Linked DNA regions of Homo sapiens: all the other regions are linked to region 4. The links are chromatin loops, found by intact Hi-C in ENCODE. Cell type or tissue: mammary epithelial cell. All regions are shown on one strand. Region 1 has its middle 6.1 kb from the start of PRPH. Region 2 has its middle 13 kb from the start of MCRS1. Region 3 overlaps TROAP (trophinin associated protein). Region 4 overlaps SPATS2 (spermatogenesis associated serine rich 2).

Region 1 (5,000 bases), 220 kb before region 4:
TACATTTTTGTTGTTCTAAGCCACCAAGTTTGTGGTAATTTGTTATGAAAGCTCCAAAAAACACCAACAAAAAATGATATAAACTTATTATTATTATTATTATTATTATTATTTTGGCATTAACTTTTTTTTTCTTGTATTTTTAGTAGAGACAGGGTTTCGCCATGTTGATCAGGCTGGTCTCCAACTCCCGACCTCAGGTGATCCGCCCACCTAGGCCTCCTAAAGTGCTGGGATTACAGGTGTGAGACACCGTGCCTGGCCTTGACCTTAACTTTTTAAAGAGTCTAGGACTAGTTGTCTTATAGAATGTCCCAACTCTGAAATTGTCTTCAGATTGACCTTTTAAAATCCTAAATCAGGGCGGAGCAAGGTGGCTCATGCCTGTAATTCCAGCACTTTGGGAGGCCGAGGCGGGCAGATCACTAGGTCAGGAGATCGAGCCCATTCTGGCCAACATGGTGAAACCCCACCTCTACTAAAAATACAAAAAAATTAGCTGTGTGTGGTGGCACGCTCCTGTAGTCCCAGCTACTCGGGAGGCTGAGGCAGGAGAATCACCTGAACCTGGGAGGCAGAGGTTGCAGTGAGCCAAGATCGCACGACTGCACTCCAGCCTGGCGACAGAGCGAGACTCCATTTCAAAAACAAAACAAAACAAAACAAAAATTATAAATCAGATTAAGTCATTCCCTGCTTCAAACCCTCTAATGGCTTTTCATTGCATTTAAAATAAACTCTTTACTCTGATTTTAAAAGCCTCGTGATCTTTGACTCCTTGCCATGCCTCTAACCTCACCTTTCCCGCTCTCTTCCCTCATCTGCCTCGCGCCAGCCTCACTGAACTTTCTGCAATTCTTCAAACATGCCAAGCTCATCCCCAGCCTTACCCTTCTGCTCGGGTGATGACTGAATACAATTCATGATTTTCAAGTCCTAGATTGCATGGAAATAGCTATAAAGAATGTTATTGGGGCAATTGAGGGAATTTGAATATGGGCTGTGTATTAGATAATACTGTTATATCAGTGTTAAATTTCTTTTTTGTTAGTTACAAAATTTTTTTACACAAATAAAGGCAAATCGATGTTAAATGTCTTCAGTGGGCTAATCCTACTGTGGTTATGTAGGAAAATGTCCTTGTTCTTTGGAGTTACATGCTAATGTATTCAGAGATTAAATATAATGATGTCTAACACTTCCAGAGGAATTGTGGCAAAACATTGACAACTGGTAAATCCAAGGGAAGGATATATTGGTGTTCATAGCAGCATTCTTTCAACTTTGTCCTGGGTTTGATTTTTTTCAAGATAAAATAGAGTAAAAGATGGACAATTTAAAGAAAAAATATCTTAATCCAGGAATACTTAAAAATCAGTAGAGCATTTGTCAATGCCCTTCTAAAGATTCAGAAGATGTGGGTAGGACCCAGGGGCCTGCCTTTTCATGGCCCGGGTGACCCTCAGGCAGCTGCCCAGGCCACACTTTGAACAGGTTCACTGAGCACTCTGCCCTTGGAGTGTGGCTTGCTGGCACAGCCCATTATTTCCCATTCTCCAGCTGAGGAGCGGCTGGCTGAAAGATCAAGCAGGCGGATGGAGACGTGATTTTACAGTGAGGGTGGAACCGGAGATTGTGGGCACAACAGAGAATGGTGAGGAGTTGCGGAAAGATTTTGTCTTCCTGCCCTGTCTTTTGGCTTCTGGAGGAACAGAGGAGGCTCCTAGAACTCAGGGAATGAATGGAATGAGGGCTCCAAACTCCTCATACCAGTGCTTCTCTGACTCTATTTTACACTCCCTTGGATAAATGTCATCTGTAAACAAACAAACAAACAAAAAAAGAAATCACAATAAGTTTTGAAGTATTCCCCAAATTCCAGTGTTCCAGGATCCTTGAGTCTTGAACTCAACATAGATGCAGACTGAACACGTCAGCACGTCATTCTGACTTCTGACCAGAAGGTGGCAGCAACATACCTCGCTTTATTTTAGGGGCCACCAACAAAGAGATTTTTTGGGTGCCTCACACGCATTCAATTGACCTAGGTCCCGCCGCAGACACCACGGACAAAAAGATCAGTACGATCTTATCGTTGCCCTCAAAGATCATATTGTCAGGGAGCGGAAAGTCAGAGGCAGACATATAAACAGATTACCAGTTACTAGCTGTGTGACCTTAGGAAAGTTACTTAACCTCGCTGTGCCTCAGTTTCTTCAACTATGAAGTGGGAATAGTAATAGTACCTATGTCATAGGGTTACTGTGAGGATTAGGAGTGATTAAATAAATGTGTTAGACCTAGCACTGTATCACTATGTGATACAGTGAGAGAAGGGATGAGCTGGCAGGGATGCCCACAGTGCTCCCTAACTGGAAGCAGTGGAGCCCCAGGTGGAGATAATGGGAAAGAGTTCCACTCTGGTAAAGCCACTCTGTCAGTGGGGACCCTGCAGCCAAACTGGGCTGGGAGAGTCTACCTTCAAAAGTGTGGTGCTGGATCCCTTCCGGCTGAGGCTCACCTTGGGTCCTGCAGGCATAGAGTGAAGAACACCAGCAGGGCCACTCAGGGCCTGATCAACCAGGACGCGCCCTTCCAGAGGAAACCACCACTAGCTCACTGTACAAGCTCAGACATGCAACTTGGTCCCTCTGAGCCTCAGGTCTTACCTAAGTGATGGGGAAATAGGACCACAGGGACCAAGGAACAGTGCTGAGTTCCACATCTGGGACATCGCAAGAGCAACTATAAAGTCAGGCAATTCAGGAGCAGCGAGGACTTGGAGCTAGGGACTCAAAAATAAAGCTGGGGGGCCAGGCATGGTGGCTCACGATTGTAATCCCAGCACTTTGGGAGGCCGAGGTGGGTGGATTGCCTGAGCTCAGTAGTCTGAGATCAGCCTGGGCAACATGGTGAAACCCCCTCTCTACCAAAAGTAGAAAAAAATTAGCCAGGCGTGGTGGTGCGCTCCTGCAACCCCAGCTACTCAAGGACTGAGGCAGGAGGATCGTTTGAGCCTGGGAGGCGGAAGTTGTAGTGAGCTGAGACTGCACCACTGCATTCCAACCTGGGTGACAGAGTGAGATCCTTCTCAAAAAATAAAAATAAAATAGGCCGGGGGCTGTGGTTCATGCCTGTAATCCCAGCACTTTGGGAGGCCAAGGCGGACAGATCACGAGGCCAAGAGATGGAGACCATCCTGGCCAACATGGTGAAACCCATCTCTACTAAAAATACAAAAATTAGCTGGGTGTGGTGGCGTGCCCAGGATGTAGTCCCAGCTACTTGGGAGGCTGAGGCAGGAGAATCGCTTGAACCCCGGAGGCGAAGTTTGCAGTGAGGCAAGATCGCACCACTGTACTGCAGCCCGGTGACAAAGCGAGACTCCGTCTCAAAAAATAATAGTAGTAACAATAATAATAATAATTAATAATAATAATAATAAAATAAATAAATACATAAAAATAAAATAAAGCTGGGAAGACAAAGGAATCCTGGAGAGGACCCTGGACTTCACCTAGGATGTGGAGTGGAGGTTTAGTTTTTTAATTTTTATTTTGTTTTGTTAAATTTTTTAATTTTTATTTTTGAGACGGAGTCTTGCTCTGTCGTCCAGGCTGGAGTGCAGTGGCGCAATCTCGGCTCACTGCAAGCTCCGCCTCCCGGGTTCACGCCATTCTCCTGCCTCAGCCTCCTGAGTAGCTGGGACTACAGGCGCTCGCCACCATGCCGGTTTACTTTTTTGTATTTTTAGTAGAGACGGGGTTTCACCGTGTTAGCCAGGATGGTCTCGATCTGACCTCATGATCTGCCCGCCTCGGCCTCCCAACGTGCTGGGATTACAGGCGTGAGCCACAGCGCCTGGCTGGTTATTTATTTATTTATTTTGAGATAGGATCTCAGTCACTGGGGCTGGAGTACAGTGGTGTAGTCACAGTTCACAGCAGCCTTGACCTCCTGGGCTCAGGTGAGCCTCCCACCTCAGCCTTCCAAGTAGCTGGGACTACAGGTGTATGCCACCATGCCTGGCTAATTTTTGTGTGTTTTGTAGAGATGGGGTTTCTCCATGTTGCCCAGGACTGGTCTTGAACTTCTAGGATCAAGCGATCTGCCTGCTTTGGCCTCCCAAAGTGCTGGGATTACAGGTGCGAGCCACTTCGCCTGGCCTGGAGTGGAGGTTTGTGTCAATCCTAGACCCGGAGAGGCAGAGACCCCAGCTGACAGATGCAAGTATTAGGGATGTGCTGAAGCAGAGGGTAAGGCTGGGAGGAGCTTAGCATGTCTTTTTTTTTTTTTTTTTTTTTTTTTTTTGAGACAGAGTCTCACTCTGTCGCCCAGGCTGGAGTGAAGTGGCGCGATCTTGGCTCACTGCAACCTCTGCCTCCCGGGTTCAATAGATTCTCCTTCCTCAGCCTCCCAAGTAGCTGGGATTACCGGCGTATGCTACCACGCCCGGCTAATTTGTTTGTTTGTTTTTTGAGATGGAGTCTCGCTCTGTCACCCAGGCTGGAGTGCAGTGGCGCGATCTCCGCTCACTGCAAGCTCCACCTCCTGGGTTCACACCATTCTCCTGCCTCAGCCTCTCCAGTAGCTGGGACTACAGGTGCCCGCCACCACGCCCGGCTAATTTTTTGTATTTTTAGTAGAGACAGGGTTTCACCATGTTAGCCAGGATGGTCTTGATCTCCTGACCTTGTGATCCGCCCGCCTCAGCCTCCCAAAGTGCTGGGATTACAGGCGTAAACCACTGTGCTCCACTGGCATGTCTTTGTTCTATGACTGTTCTTTGGCCAGCCATGGATCTCTTTACTCTCCCAATCTCCCACTCTCTCTTGCCTACATGCCCTCCTAATCCAGCTTTGAGCCCGTGGCCTGACATTTAATAGCACTCTTGGCCAGGCGTGGTGGCTCACGCCTGTAATCCCAGCTCTTTGGGAGGCCGAGGCAGGCGGACCATTTGAGATCAGGAGTTCGAGACCAGCTTGACCTACATAATGAAA
Region 2 (5,000 bases), 67 kb after region 4:
GGCCGGTGACAAGCTGTGTCCTGTAAACCTGGCTGTGCTGAGGGACGGTGACATGCAGCTCACAGAAGGCACTAGGGCTGTCATGGTGGCCAAGCATTTAATACAACGATTGTGGTGCTCCAGGCAGAAACACAGCCCGGAAGAAGCCTCAGAGGCAGCCAAGGAGGGATGGGAGCACTTACTCCTTAGGGAAAGCTTGACTTGGTTTCTACTGTGTGCATGGCCCTCTGAAGGTCCGGGTAGAGGGGAAGCTACAGCTGTGAGAGCAACTGGGCATCCGTCTTAAAGAGTTTCAGGTCTAGTGGGGTTGAGGACAGGCTCACCGATAATCCCAGAACAAAGGCAAGATGGACCAATGCTGGAAGAGATCCACGCACAAAGGCAGGAGAGCCCGTCCCCAGGAGAAGGGGAGGCTTAGGGAGGATTAGTGGAAGCTTCGTGGTGGAAGGGCCATCTGAGCTCATTGACTAAGCATTTTTTTTTTTTTTTTGAGACAGAGTCTCACTCTTGTCTCTCCGGCTGGAGTGCAATGATCTCGGCTCACTTGAATCTCCACTTCCCAAATTCAAGCGATTCTCCTGCCTCAGCCTCCTGAGAAGCTGGGATTACAGGTGCCTGCCACCATGCCTGACTAAGTTTTGTATTTTTTAGTAGAGACAGGGTTTCACCATGTTGGCCAGGCTGGTCTCAAACTCAATCTCAGGTGATCCACCCACCGCGGCCTCCCAAAGTGCTGGGATTACAGGCGTGAGCCACCACGTCCGGCCTTCATGACTAGGCTTTCTGAATGGGGTGGGAATTGAAACAGCTTCCAGCTGGTCTCCCTGCGCCCTGCTCCCAGTCTATGCTCATGGTTGCAGCCAGACGATGCTCTTGAATTGAAGGGCACATGATGTCACTTCTCTGCTTAGAATTCTGCAATGGCTCCCATTGCATTCCGGGTGAACAGAGGTCCTTACGGTGGCCTACAAGGCCTTGTGTGACCGGCCTCCCAGTGGCCTCTGCAACGTGGCTCCTCCCACCCTCCCACTCACCCACACCAGGTACCCCGGGCACCTTGCTGCCCCCTGAGTGTGCCAGGCAGGCTCTCACCTCAGCCTGCTCTCCCTGCCTGGCACGCCCTTCCCGCAGCTCACCTCCTCACCTGCTTCAAGTCTTCACTGAAACGTCCTGCCATGCCCTCTCTGCTTTAAATGGTAACACCCACTCCCCTGCACTCTGCTGCCTTATCCCTCTTGAAATTTGTGTTTCTCCATGGAACCTTTTACGTTCTGACATAACTGTGCATTTTACTACTTATTTTTGTTTCTTGTCTTTTCCCCCCATAGAATGTAAGCTTTGTGAAAGCAGTTTTTTGTTTGTTTGTTTGTTTTTTGAGATGGAGTCTCGCTCAGTCGCCCAGGCTGGAGTGCAGTGGCACGATCATGGCTCACACAACCTCCGCCTCCCGGGTTCATGCCATTCTCCTGCCTCAGCCTCCCGAGTAGCTGGGACTACAGGCGCCCGCCACCACGCCCGGCTAATTTTTTTTATTTTTAGTGGAGATGGGGTTTCACCATGTTAGCCAGGATGGTCTCGATTTCCTGACCTTATGATGTGCCCGCTTCGGCCTCCGAAAGTGCTGGGATTACAGGCGTGAGCCACTGCACCTGGCCATGAAAGCACTTTTTAAAAATCTGTTTTACTCACTACAGTATCCCTAACACCTAGAACACTGCCTCATGTTAGGTGCCTAATAGGTACTTGTTGAATGAATGAATGAGTAAATGAATCAATGGGGCCATGCTGCATGCTTGAGGAAGTCCATGGGAAGGGCCTCCTGGCAGAGCTCCTAAAAACTGCTGCCCAAAGGGTCATTTGCAGGGATAGATCTGTGCCATACAGAGCAGAGGACCTGCTGGGGGTAGGCGATCAAGCGAGGAGGAAGGGTCCCCAGTCCAAGGGAGAGCAGACTCCACAACCATGAGTCCTCTGCAGGATCCCCGTGTCCCAGCATGGGTCAGGAATGCCTTCTCCCTCTGCTGCACTTGCTGTCCACGCTCCACCTGCACCTTCCCAGGAACTCACCAGCTCCCCTCCTGTCAGTCTTCCCGCAGTTCCCTCCCTTCTAATTCTTGAATTCCCGGCCCCTCTCCAGGCCAGCTGAGGCCCTTAGACAAGCACTTTGCTGCCTCCTTGTGGCTTCTGCAGGAAAGGCTTCTCCTCTCTTCCAGAGAGTGAGGATACGGGGCGCCTAACAGACAGCCTGGGGGTGATGAGAGAGGAAACCGAATCTTCTTGACCAGTGGTGGCCTGAATCATTGGCAGCTGCCCGCTCACAGCACTGCTGCCTGTGGCAGTGAACTCTGTGGCAGCGCCCTGACTGGTGCACTAGCTGGACTCAGGCTTTGGTTGTTCCAGGCTGCTCAGCTCCTGGGAAAGAATGTGAGGCAGCAGTCAGACCCCAGGGCCTGCCTCAAGGGTCACTGAGGTCAGTGACTAGTGTATCCAGCCTCCACCTGCTCAGCTTCCTCCCAGCTCAGAGGCAATAAATAGTGTTTGAGGGGTGATGAAGCCACCAGCCAGCGCAGGGCCTCCCAGGGTGTGCAGAGAGCAGGGGCAGGGTGTGACACAAGAGCCAGGGCCAGGATATGTAGAACTGGAGCATGGGAGGCCACTCAGCCTCCTAATTGGCTAATTGGCTGGGATGTTACCTGCTTAAGCTAATTGCCCCCAAATGGAGGAATATTCTAGAAGGCTCCTGGGTTATCTAGTGGACCCATAACTTACAAGACTGCCTGAGAAGACTGCTTTATTTTTTACTTTACTGGGTAACTTTTTCTTTCTGGCTGCTTTCAAGTTCTCTCATCTTTGGTTTCAGGTTTGACTATGATATGCTGAGGTATGTTTTCCTTTGTATTTATCTTGCTTCAGTTCTCTGAGCTCCTTGGATCTGTGGCTTCTTGTCTTTAATTTTGGAAATTCTCAGTGATTATCTCTTCAAGTAGCTTGTTAAATATTTCTTCTCCCTTTTTCTGGGACTTTGATCACATGTGTGTGAAACCATTGGTATTGTCCCACACATCTTGGGTGTTTGGTTTGGGGGTTGCTGATTTGTTGCTTTGTTTTTACTCTCTCTGTGTTATAGTTGGCTAATTTCTATTGATCTTGCCTCAATTCACATATTTTTTTGCCTTGCTTTTGTCTAGTTGGCTGATAAACCTGCCAAAGGATTTCTATATCTCTGATGTTAAGATTTTCTTTTCTTTTCTTTTCTTTTTTTTTTTTGAGACAGAGTCTCACTCTGTCACCAGGCTGGAGTGCAGTGGCACAATCTCAACTTACTGCAACCTCCACCTCCTGGGTTCAAGCAATTTTCCTGCCTCAGCCCCCCAAGTAGCTGGGACTACAGGCACGTGCCACCATGGCCAGCTAATTTTTGTGTTTTTAGTAGAGACGGGGTTTCACCGTGTTGGCCAGGATTGTCTCGATCTCTTGACCTCATGATCCGCCCACCTTGGCCTCCCAAAGTGCTAGGATTACAGGCGTGAGCCACTGCACCCAGCAAGATTTTCATTTCTGGCATCTTCAAGTTTCCATTTCTTTTGTACAATTCCCTCTCTCTACTCAAATTCCACGTCTGTTCCTGCATGTTGCCCACCTGTTAGAGGCAGATCCTGTAACATGTTAGATGTAGCTACCTTCAAATTCCTGCCTTCAAAGCCCTCACTTGATAGTTAACAGCATCCCAGCCATACACATCTTCTCTTCTTGAGAAGGTGACTCCTCTGATCATAGAATCATGCTCATCTGTTTTCTGACTTTTCAGACCATGCATGGCTTTCCCCTCCCTGGCTCTATGCCTGGGTTGTTTTTGAAGGGGTTTTCTCCTTTCCACTGTATGCCTCTGCAGTTAGTCAAGGCCAGAGTAGACCCTTCTCCCATGTCATCTTCCACATTTGTTTTGGTTCCTCATCTGAGGCTGTGGGCCATGCAAGCAGAGCTATGGCCAGTCCCCGAATATGGCTTGAAGCAATGCTCAAAAAAATACTCCTTCCCATGCCTTGTCTTCCCTGAATTTTTTGGGGGTAGAAGCAATACATTGACCAGAAATGTCAACTTTGCTCTTAAAAAAAATTAGGCTCCTGTATAGTATCAGTGAACCTCATCACTAGAAAAACACCCGACACACACACACACACACACACTTACACATATATACACATGCATACACATACATGTATACACACATACACATTTATACACACACATACACATATACACACATGTGCACATACATACATAAATACATCCACAGCTACATAAATACATACATATATACACAAACGTATACATACACACACATATATACACAAAGATACACACACATATATATTTGTCTTCCAACCCTCTTGGCTTCACAGCTTGGCCCGTGCAGGCTTTCTTTGCCTTTAAGAAGATGAAATTGTTACCAAAGCAGGAGAAGAATGTCAGACACTCTGCATGCTTGCCAGAGAGCTCGCTAGAGGACGTGCAGAAGGTCAAAGTCCTCCATCACCAGAGCAAGTTCAGCCACCAGGCCCCTTAAGCACAGTGCCAAGAGCCTGTGAAAACATGAAACCTTTGAAAATATGGGTGCCAAAATATAAAAACAAAGAATGTATGAATAGTATGAAATCTTTATAAAACATAATATTGTCAGTTTCATTCACTGTCAAATTTAATATTCAAAATAGTCTCATTACATTTATAAAACTTGTTCAATTTCTTCTCTGTGCATTCTGATTGCTGAGATGTCACTCACAGCTAAGTACACATTAAATAACTTACTCATAGCCAGTTAATTTCTGAAGCAAGGTTATAAAAATGCTTTCTAATTATTTAGAGCGATACATTTAGTGTGAGGGCATTTTAAGATGTTAAGTATCATTGGGGTGAGGCCTCCAGAAAAGAAAGAGCCTGGGACCCGAGAGGCTGGAAACAGCCCAGGGCCAGCACAGCTGTGCTGTGCATGTGTCCTG
Region 3 (5,000 bases), 180 kb before region 4:
GGATTGCTTGAGCTCAGATCTTTGAGACCAGCCTGGGCAACATAGTGAGACCCTGTCTCCACTAAAATTTTAAAAATTAGAAAGTGCTCTCTGGAAAAGCTGCCTAACTCTCACTGCTTCTCTGCTGCCCCTCCTAATGTACATCTAGGGCCTCTCAGTTAGGGGCTTCAATCCATTCCTCATGAGGGTGGGACTCAGGCTGGTCTTTCTCCTGCCCCAGCCTGGCTTGCTTGTGTGCCTTGTTCCTTGGTGACAGGAGCAGGTTGCCGTCCGGTTGTTTGACCAGGAGAGTTGTATAAGGTCACTGGAGGGTTCTGGGAAACCACCGGTGGCCACTCCTTCTGGACCCCACTCTAACAGAACCCCCAGCCTCCAGGAGGTGAAGATTCAAGTGAGTCTGTGTGGCCAACAGCTTTGATGTCTATTGAACAGTGACTGGGCTGAGGAAGAGGGAAAAGAGATGGGGGATCAGGAATAGGACAGTGTGGGTAGACTACTGAACGCACATCTTGATGTCACACTGGGGTGCTCTCTCCCACCACAGCGCATCGGTATCCTGCAACAGCTGTTGAGACAGGAAGTAGAGGGGCTGGTAGGGGGCCAGTGTGTCCCTCTTAATGGAGGCTCTTCTCTGGATATGGTTGAACTTCAGCCCCTGCTGACTGAGATTTCTAGAACTCTGAATGCCACAGAGCATAACTCTGGGACTTCCCACCTTCCTGGACTGTTAAAACACTCAGGGCTGCCAAAGCCCTGTCTTCCAGAGGAGTGCGGGGAACCACAGCCCTGCCCTCCGGCAGAGCCTGGGCCCCCAGAGGCCTTCTGTAGGAGTGAGCCTGAGATACCAGAGCCCTCCCTCCAGGAACAGCTTGAAGTACCAGAGCCCTACCCTCCAGCAGAACCCAGGCCCCTAGAGTCCTGCTGTAGGAGTGAGCCTGAGATACCGGAGTCCTCTCGCCAGGAACAGCTTGAGGTACCTGAGCCCTGCCCTCCAGCAGAACCCAGGCCCCTAGAGTCCTACTGTAGGATTGAGCCTGAGATACCGGAGTCCTCTCGCCAGGAACAGCTTGAGGTACCTGAGCCCTGCCCTCCAGCAGAACCCGGGCCCCTTCAGCCCAGCACCCAGGGGCAGTCTGGACCCCCAGGGCCCTGCCCTAGGGTAGAGCTGGGGGCATCAGAGCCCTGCACCCTGGAACATAGAAGTCTAGAGTCCAGTCTACCACCCTGCTGCAGTCAGTGGGCTCCAGCAACCACCAGCCTGATCTTCTCTTCCCAACACCCGCTTTGTGCCAGCCCCCCTATCTGCTCACTCCAGTCTTTGAGACCCCCAGCAGGCCAGGCAGGTAAGGAGTTGGCTGGGAAGGAGTGTGAACACAAGAGGTCCTCACCTCACTGTGAGCTGCACACCTGCCCTGCCCCTACCCCAGGCAATCTCATGCTTCCACACCTTCCACCCTGGCCCAGCCTGGCTCTCCCTCAGGAAGAGGGGAGGGGCTGCACTTCCAGCCCTGTGCTCCTAATTGGCTTGGCCGTTGGTGGGGGAGGAGGAGAGGACAGTACATGGTGGAAGTATAGGACCCCAGACCTCCCTCTAAATTTTCCATGCCCCTCAGGCCTCAGCAATCTGGCCCCTCGAACCCTAGCCCTGAGGGAGCGCCTCAAATCGTGTTTAACCGCCATCCACTGCTTCCACGAGGCTCGTCTGGACGATGAGTGTGCCTTTTACACCAGCCGAGCCCCTCCCTCAGGCCCCACCCGGGTCTGCACCAACCCTGTGGCTACATTACTCGAATGGCAGGATGCCCTGGTGAGACTCCAACCCACAGCCCAGCTGTGGCTGCACAGTGAGCCTGATGGGAGGTGGGGAACAGGGACAGGGGGCCACCTGGGCTTCTTCACAGAGAGGTCAGCAGGAAGGCTTGGCTACAGTGCAAGGTTGGCTGAGCTGTGACAAGGTCTTCTCTGTCTCCAGTGTTTCATTCCAGTTGGTTCTGCTGCCCCCCAGGGCTCTCCATGATGAGACAACCACTCCTGCCCTGCCGTACTTCTTCCTTTTAGCCCTTATTTATTGTCGGTCTGCCCATGGGACTGGGAGCCGCCCACTTTTGTCCTCAATAAAGTTTCTAAAGTATCCACGTGTCTAGCTAAGTGTCCAAACAGGCCAGCTACTGCTGTCACTCTCCCACTGCCCACAGGATGGCAGTGTCCTCCAGCTCAGAGGCCAGCCCTGGGCTCTTGGGATCCCCCAGGCTCCCATCCAGAAGCCGTCCTGAATCCTGAAAGGGAAGGAGGAAACCCACTCCTGCCTAGCCCACCCCCTTGCAAGCTCTGAGCCTCCCACTCCTGCCAAGCCCACTCCCTCGCAAGCTCTGTAAATATGTTGGCGGGCAATTGGAACCCCTGTTCCCCTTGCTTTTTGAGATCAGTCTCACTTAGCTTGCAGGAGCCCTAGACGACTCCTTCACCCCCTAGAGCTCCTCTTCTAGAACTCTCTGCGTGCATTGGGCAGAAAAGCAGAAGCACCAGACCCAGACCTTTGGACTCTTCCCTTATTAGGCTGGTGTCTCCCTCCACCTACAGCGTGAGGCCCCAAAGCTCTCCTGAAACAGACCATCCTTCTTCCTCCCCATAGCAGAGTAGAAGCACACACACACCCCTTTTCTGCCAGAGGCAGGCCTTGCCTGGAATTAACTAAAACTTTGCCTCTGGCAGGGACTGACAGCACGGTAGGAGCTCTTTAGAGGAATGAGGGAAAGGGTCCGCCACTTTCCCCCCAGTCTATGCACCAAGTTAAGCAGCCACACACAATCCCCCAACCTCACTTTATTAGAAGAGGCAGCAGCAGCTGTAGCCCCAGGGCCTAGTCCGGATAGGGGGGAATGGGGACTGTACAGAATGCGTTTTAAATGCCAGGAAAGAATTCACTGGTTCCTCCAGTTCACAGGAAGGCTGCCAAGGCTGGAGCCTGAGCCTGAAAGTGGAGACGAGGGGACGAGAGGGTGGCGAGAGAAAGTTGTGACGGAGAACCTGCACTACCCTGTTTTAATGTCTTCTCTTGCCTAAATGGGCTCCTCCTGTTTCTGTTATTTCCCTCGCAAGCTGCGGGGGCTTCCCTCCGGCTTTCTGGGCCTCTGAGTCCCGCTATTAAAACTGCTCCCCATCTCTGTACAAAAGAGAAAGCCACGACCTCTGCCCCTATGGGGTCCAGCGCGCACTTGGGTGCGGGTGATCCCTCCGGAAGTCGCTCTGCTCCTCTGGCCGGGTCTCCTCCTCTTCCCGGCCACTTATACCCTTGAGCACCAAGAGTTCGCCCATTTAGGCCGCCTCCGGGAACGGAAGGGTCCACCCCACCGCCAGGCTCTCAAAGGGTGGGGTGGCGCCTCGGGTGGGGCGGGCAGGAGGTGGGTGAGGACGGGAGAGAAGGGGCGAGCGGGGGCACGGGGCGGGGCCGGCTCAGTCGGGGTAGATGATGAAGCCGGAGAAGGTGCTGTACTTGTTGGTGTTGCCGCCGTGCACTTTCCCGCCGTCCAGCTTGATGAAGACCTCGTCGCCCACGTCCAGGTGCAGAATGACGCTGTTGCTGGCGTAGTCGTAGTTCTGGTCCGCGTCCTGAGCAATGGCGCTGGCCCGGACCTATCGAGGGAGAAGAACCTGCTCATGCTCTGTGTGGAGCTGGGGTGACGAGAGGGGTCGGGGCGGCTGGGCGTGCGAAGGCGGCCGGGCAGCCGCCGCAGGGGCTGGGGAGGACCAGGGAGGAGGGTAGGACATCACGGAGTTGCTCCAGCTCTGCCATTCACTAGCTGTGTGACGCGGAGCAAATACCACGCCTTTTCTGGACCTCGAGTTGATTTATAAAGTGAGGGACAATAATAGAACCCACCTCATAGGGTGTTAAGATTAAGTGAATTACTACATGTGAAGTGTGTTCAGAAGAGTGGTTTGCTTTTTTTTTTTTTTTTGAGATGGAGTTTCATTCTTTTTGCCCAGGCTAGAGTGCAATGGCACGATCTCGGCTTACTGCAACCTCCCGGGTTCAAGCGATTCTCCTGCCTCAGCCTCCCTAGTAGCTGGGATTACAGACGCCTACTACCACGCCCAGCTAATTTTTTCTATTTTTAGTAGGGACGGGGTTTCACTGTGTTGGCCAGGCTGGTCTCGAACTCCTGATCTCAGGTGATCCACCCACCTCAGCCTCTCAAAGTGCTGAGATTACAGGCGTGAGCCACCGCGCCTGGCTCAGTGGTTTCCATTCTTAAATTATTTTTAATGCATTTTCAAATTACTATTCTCATTTTAAAAATAAAATTTGTCGGCCAGGCGCGGTGGCTCATACCTGTAATCCCAGCACTTTGGGAGGCCGAGGCCGGCAGATCATCTGAGATCGGGAGTTCGAGACCGGCCTGACTAACATGGAGAAACCCCGTCTCTACTAAAAATACAAAATTAGCTGGGCGTGGTGGTACATGCCTGTAATCCCAGCTACCCGGGAGGCCGAGGTCGGAGAATCGCTTGAACCCAGGAGGCAGAGGTTGCCGTGAGCCGAGATAGCGCCATTGCACTCCAGCCTCGGCAACAAGAGCGAAACTGTCTCAAAAAATAAATAAAATAAAATAAAATTTTGCCTATAGGATAATTTCTAAAATTCTGAACCGGCTGGGACCTCCTGTCAGTCCTCATGGAGGGTTGGCTTCCCCAGTGGTGGGGCATAGGTGTGCCTGTGCGTGTGCATAGGGTGCGGGCCATGATAAGGTGCACTGTTGCGCTCTCGCCTGTGGGCGCGGATTTCCCGACCAAGCACCCACTGGTGCCCAGGCGTGGGGGGTCGTCTTCTGCCAGAACAGGGAGCACTTCCTCCCCTCCGGGCTCATGGCGGTCGCTTCGGGCCTTCAGCCCCCCTCTTCTAGAGAGTCCCACAGGGGCTGGTTATTAACTCATTAATTATTCATCATTATTCTAATCACTATTTACCGTCCCCAGGGCCGCAGCGCCCGCACTGAAGA
Region 4 (5,000 bases):
TGGCATATTTCCATTCAAGAAAGCCTTGAGAGAAGCTTAGTACCCTGAGGTATTGGAGTGAGCAAGGTAATAGAGAGTCTGAATGAGCCTTTCATCACTCTCTGGGAGGACTCATTGCTTGCCTTTCTGGCATCTAAAAACCATTACCTCACACCACAGGTACTTTTGAACCTCTTGGCCACACATACATACTGGAACCATTGTTTAGCTCAGAAACAGATGGAAAACTTTAGCTTAAGTTTCTGTGTTAAAAGTTGTGTTACAATAGATTATTGTTTTTAATTGTAAAAAATGCCTATGTTGTTATCCTTACACCTAACCTACTTTCCACTTTGAACTTGTCCCACCTTCTCCATTTATTTTGTGATGCCAACATTTCACTAACTTTTTATTATTAAAACTTTCAGATATATAGAAAAGTTGAAAGGATGGTATAATGACAGTGTATTTGCTGTGTGTGTGTATAATATTTTGGTGGAACCATTTGGAATTTGCAGATGTAGATGACATGTCACCCCTAAATGCTTTAGCATAAATAACCTAAAAATAGGTCATTCTTCTATACAACTATAATGCCATTATATAATTTACTTTTTTGATGTGCTTTTAATAAGAAATTTACTATTAAATTTTGACATTCATTTTTGTATTTTAAAGATGTAAAAATTTTAATGGAGAATTATAAGTGCTGATCAACCTTTTCTCTGAGAAATATATCAGCATCAGTTAACTAGTAGATTCTCTTGTTTAACCCTGGGCTGACATCATAGGACTTTTCACTAGATGTTATCAATAGATGGCAACATGACAAACAACAAACAAAAAGAAACAGAAGTTCTTACTGCTTTTCATTGTTTTTTGGCATGAAAACATAAGCTAATATATGTATTTTAATTTTAATTTTTGTGGGTACATGGTAGCTGGATATATTATAAGCTAGTTTTTTTTTAATGGAGGGGTTATATGGTTGTCCATGCACAGTCCTATGAATTTCTTGTGATCACCGAGTTAATCAAAAACAAAGTTTATTTAAATGAACACTAGTGATTCTCACAGGGAAAAAAAAATGCTATCAGAATGTACTAGCACAAATTTCCACAAAAAAGCCTGATTGTGTTGATGCAGACCTTGCTAAAAGTGTCATCTGACATTCTACTTCTCATAATAGATTGTAAGCTGCAAAAGGCTTACTTGTTTGCTGTAGTCTTTTAATAAATATTTTACAAGCTTTGTCAGAGAAAAAGGATTTGTCATCTGATGGACACAGCGTCTGCATCTTAAGGTGATTTGGCAACATAAGAGAGGTAATGTCAAACTGTAGGCCTGGCAGCTCCTGTCTCAGTTGTGCTTTTGTTTTGTCTTTTAGGTATTCCAATGCTGCTAGAGTTCTTGGAGCAAAATATTGCCAAGGTTTGGGAAATGCTTTCTTAGCAAAGTATTGCTACCCCACAATAATTGTATCTTCTCTCCAGTTTGATGCTTTTGGATTAATATGTCAACCAAATTTGTTTAGTTACAAGTCTGTTTATTAACATCATGCGTAACGATTATCAAACCTATGTTCTCTGGCACTTCCCTATAAAAGATTTGCTCCTTGAGGAAATGACCCTGCCTTAGACATTTTTGTATGTCTCACACTATAGTCTCCACATTAACTACTTTGTGCTAACATAACTATGTATTGAGCTAAATTGAATTAGAGCGAGAGAGAAAGAGTGTGTGTGTGTGTGTGTGTGTGTGTTTGAGTGTGATTACAACCAGAAACAAGAGTGGAACTTTTATTTACCCTGTAGTTATATTCCCCTTCAAAAGGAGAAATCAGAATGAACTCCAAATTTGAAGAAAGTTGGAACATTGCATGTTTGTGCAAGTATTAACATTCTAGATTTTTTTTTCTTTTTGCCACCACAAAGCAAAACCGATATGGTAAGGAAAATTATTTTCATCCAGAGGTTGAATACTAGGGTACTACTGTCTCCTTATACATTGAAGGCTGTGGGCTCTTTTATAACAACATGGAAAAGCTTTATGTGCCTATAAACCATTTATATTTGCAGTGGAAAAAATTCTAATTGCCTATTTAATGTTCTTTTTCTGTAAAAAGCCTACCAGAAATCTGTAATTCCATCCTTCCTAGTTACTATTATGTGTTTCTCAGAAACTAGCACACTATATGTCTATCTTTTGACTACTTTGCATTCTAAGTACTAAAATGTAAGTGGACTTGGTGCAACCATGGTCAGCTGTTGAAGACATACAAGTCCTAATCATGGATAAATTTACTATGCCCTAGTGGGGATATTGCTTGGTAAAAATTAATTAGATGCAAGGCCATCAAATTTTATAGACCAAAATATAAATATAAAAAGTATGAGTACAGGCCGGGCGCGGTGGCTCACACCTGTAATCCCAGCACTTTGGGAGGCCGAGGCGGGCGGATCACGAGGTCAGGAGATCGAGACCATTCTGGCTGACACGGTGAAACCCCATCTCTACTAAAAATACAAAAAAAATAGACGAGCGTGGTGGCGGGCGCCTGTAGTCCAAGCTACTCGGGAGGCTGAGGCAGGAGAATGGCGTGAACCCGGAAGGCGGAGCTTGCAGTGAGCCAAGATCGCGCCACTGCACTCCAGCCTAGGAGACAGCGAGACTCCGTCTCAAAAAAAAAAAAAAAAGTATGTGAGTACATACATGGTTAAGTAAGTAATTTCCACACGGACTTTTGCTTTAGCACAGCTTACTAAAAAATGTGTTTTGTAGCTTGCTACTGCCATCTGCTGGTTCTCAACTCTTAGACGTCTACAATTGGTGTACTGCTGCAATGTACCAATATTGCAATATAAAAGGGAATTGGGTCTATTTATTTTATTTATGGGAAAATCTTAAAATATTCTTTGTTGAGAGTAAGACATCAGAATTTGTATGTGATCCATACAATATTATTTTTTAGTATGCTTTTAGCAAACAAACTCACTGGTCTTTCTTTACTATTAATAATGTGCTAATTTTGTATTTGAGTTTCTGATCAAACTTTTTATTCCTTTGTCATCTTTTCCTAGTTTAATGGATCGAGAAGTGGCGTTGCTTGCTGAAATGGACAAAGTGAAAGCTGAAGCAAGTAAGATGATTGATCTTTAATTAAAGCTATTACCTTCATAAATAGTAGGTACCTACTTCCCAACCCTTATAACAAAAGTTCCATATAAATACCATAATAAGAGTTTATATATTTAAATAATCTTAAGCAGTTGCACTGTACTGGCATATGAATCCTTTCAGGTGAAATAACTTTAAAGAGCCTGTTTTAAAAATATTTCCAAATCTTAATATTTTGAATGCAGAGTTCAGTGTATAAGAGACTGCATCACGGTATCTGCCACCAGGTTTTTATTTTATTTTGTTTCTTCCTCTAGTGTTTAAGCAATTCCACTGGGATTTTTTCTACTTGGAAAAAAACCTTTAGCATAATCAGAGAAGACTTCATTAGGTTGCCTACGATTGTATGTGTATACTCCTATCATTACCTATCTCAGAACTTTCTTTGTTTTCTCAGTTTATAGAACAGTCTTCACTCAGTGTCTGTTATCAATGGGTAGGGGAAAAGTTAGAGAATTGAGGGTTCAAGATACCAGGTTTCTTGAAAGCTTACTAAAATAGATTCTGGAGGAATGAAGTCTAACTTTGGTGATTTGTGGGGTTTTGTACAGAAAAAACAGATACCTATTTTTTGATCATTTCTGTTAAGTGTTAGGTTAAACATACACAGCTACACGAAGACAAGGGAATACCAACTGCAACTTGTACAATGGCATTGATTTGAGGCATTTCGGTGGCAGGTTTTATCTTCCTGCATTGAACGCCAGATTAATTATTAGGAAAGTTGTTTATTTTAACCCACCCCCAAACTGGTAAGAATAGAAATGCTGGGCTAGGTCGAGATCATGACTCACAGTTAAATCACTTGTGTGTGTGGTCACGGGCCAGAGGATGCAGCTTTGAAGCACTGAAATGACTTCAGCTTTGGTCCATTTTAACTTGAAAATTTGAGAATGTAGCAGAGATGCCTTCCACTGTTTTTCAGAGGTGAGATTTCATTACATTGAGCAATATATTTTGAGTTTCTAAATTTGACATTTCAGTCCATTATTTTATCTGTATATTCTCTTTTTGAAAATGGAAATGCAGATAAACTAAAACCACTAAGAAGACATATTTCTTAGTTTTGAGAAGAAGGTCCTTTTAGGCCAGGCGTGGTGGCTCACGCATATAATCCCAGCACTTTGGGCGGATCACCTGAGCCCAGGAGTTTGAGACCAGCCTAGGCAACATAGTGAAACCTCGTCTCTACAAAAAATAAGAAATAAGGCTGGGCGCAGTGGCTCATGCCTGTAATTCCAGCACTTTGGGAGGCTGAGGCGGGCAGATCACGAGGTCAGGAGATCGAGGCCATCCTGGCCAACATGATAAAACCCCGTCTCTACTAAAAATACAAAAATTAGCTGGGCATGGTGGCACACGCCTGTAGTCCCAGCTACTCGGGAGGCTGAGGCAGGAGAATCACTTGAACCCAGGGGGCAGAGGTTGCAGTGAGCCGAGATTGCGCCACTGCACTCCAGCCTGGCAACAGAGCAAGACTCCATCTCAAAAAAAAAAAAAAAAAAAAAAAAAAAAATATATATATATATATATATATATATATATATATATATATATAAATCAGGCATGGGGTCATGTGCTACATGTAGTCCTAGTTAGTTGAGAGGCTGAGGTGGAAGGATCACTTGAGCCCAGGAGGTCGAGGCTGCAGTGAGCTGTGATTGCACCACTGTACTCCAGCCTGGGCGATAGAGCAAGACCCTGTCTTGAAATTAAAAAAAAAGAAGGTGCTTTTAAGAATATTAATACATCTTTTATATTAATAGAAAATTTTGGCCGGGTGCAGTGGGTCACGCCTGTAATCCCAGCACTCTGGGAGGCCGAGGCGGGCTGATCACGAGGTC

What was found. A loop is a pair of places that touch in the nucleus more often than their neighbours do. Peaks named below come from ENCODE experiments on the same cell type or tissue, not always from the same donor. Only the 100,000 strongest peaks of a DNase experiment are listed, where the experiment ranks them.
Region 1: a loop joins it to region 4, with 11 times the contacts of the local background. A loop is called at or near these places in 38 of 110 quality-filtered maps.
Region 2: a loop joins it to region 4, with 7 times the contacts of the local background. A loop is called at or near these places in 8 of 110 quality-filtered maps.
Region 3: a loop joins it to region 4, with 12 times the contacts of the local background. A loop is called at or near these places in 20 of 110 quality-filtered maps.

Annotation. Positions count from the first base shown.
Region 1 is chr12:49,286,548-49,291,547 of GRCh38, forward strand. No RefSeq gene overlaps it. Among named protein-coding and RNA genes, the nearest start is that of PRPH, 6.1 kb to the right of the region's middle. In mammary epithelial cell, a CTCF peak has its summit at 1,961 (motif pointing right); a DNase peak (open chromatin) is centred at 2,594.
Region 2 is chr12:49,578,527-49,583,526 of GRCh38, forward strand. It overlaps a transcript of FAM186B not described here. Among named protein-coding and RNA genes, the nearest start is that of MCRS1, 13 kb to the left of the region's middle. RefSeq lists enhancers at 3,730-3,779, 3,880-3,929. In mammary epithelial cell, a CTCF peak has its summit at 2,181 (motif pointing left); a DNase peak (open chromatin) is centred at 2,185.
Region 3 is chr12:49,329,601-49,334,600 of GRCh38, forward strand. TROAP (trophinin associated protein) reads left to right here. Exons shown (of 15, transcript NM_005480.4): 12 at 257-391; 13 at 545-1,343; 14 at 1,614-1,807; 15 at 1,973-2,131. The coding sequence ends at 2,017. C1QL4 (complement C1q like 4) reads right to left here. Exons shown (of 2, transcript NM_001008223.2): 2 at 2,809-3,633. The coding sequence ends at 3,454. Among named protein-coding and RNA genes, the nearest start is that of C1QL4, 5.1 kb to the right of the region's middle. RefSeq lists an enhancer at 870-1,371. In mammary epithelial cell, a CTCF peak has its summit at 2,199 (motif pointing right); no DNase peak of the experiment used is centred here; H3K27me3 peaks cover 272 bases.
Region 4 is chr12:49,511,496-49,516,495 of GRCh38, forward strand. SPATS2 (spermatogenesis associated serine rich 2) reads left to right here. Exons shown (of 14, transcript NM_023071.4): 10 at 3,060-3,118. Among named protein-coding and RNA genes, the nearest start is that of KCNH3, 25 kb to the right of the region's middle. RefSeq lists a silencer at 2,332-2,510. In mammary epithelial cell, a CTCF peak has its summit at 2,789 (motif pointing left); DNase peaks (open chromatin) are centred at 116, 2,746 and 3,966; H3K27ac peaks cover 423 bases.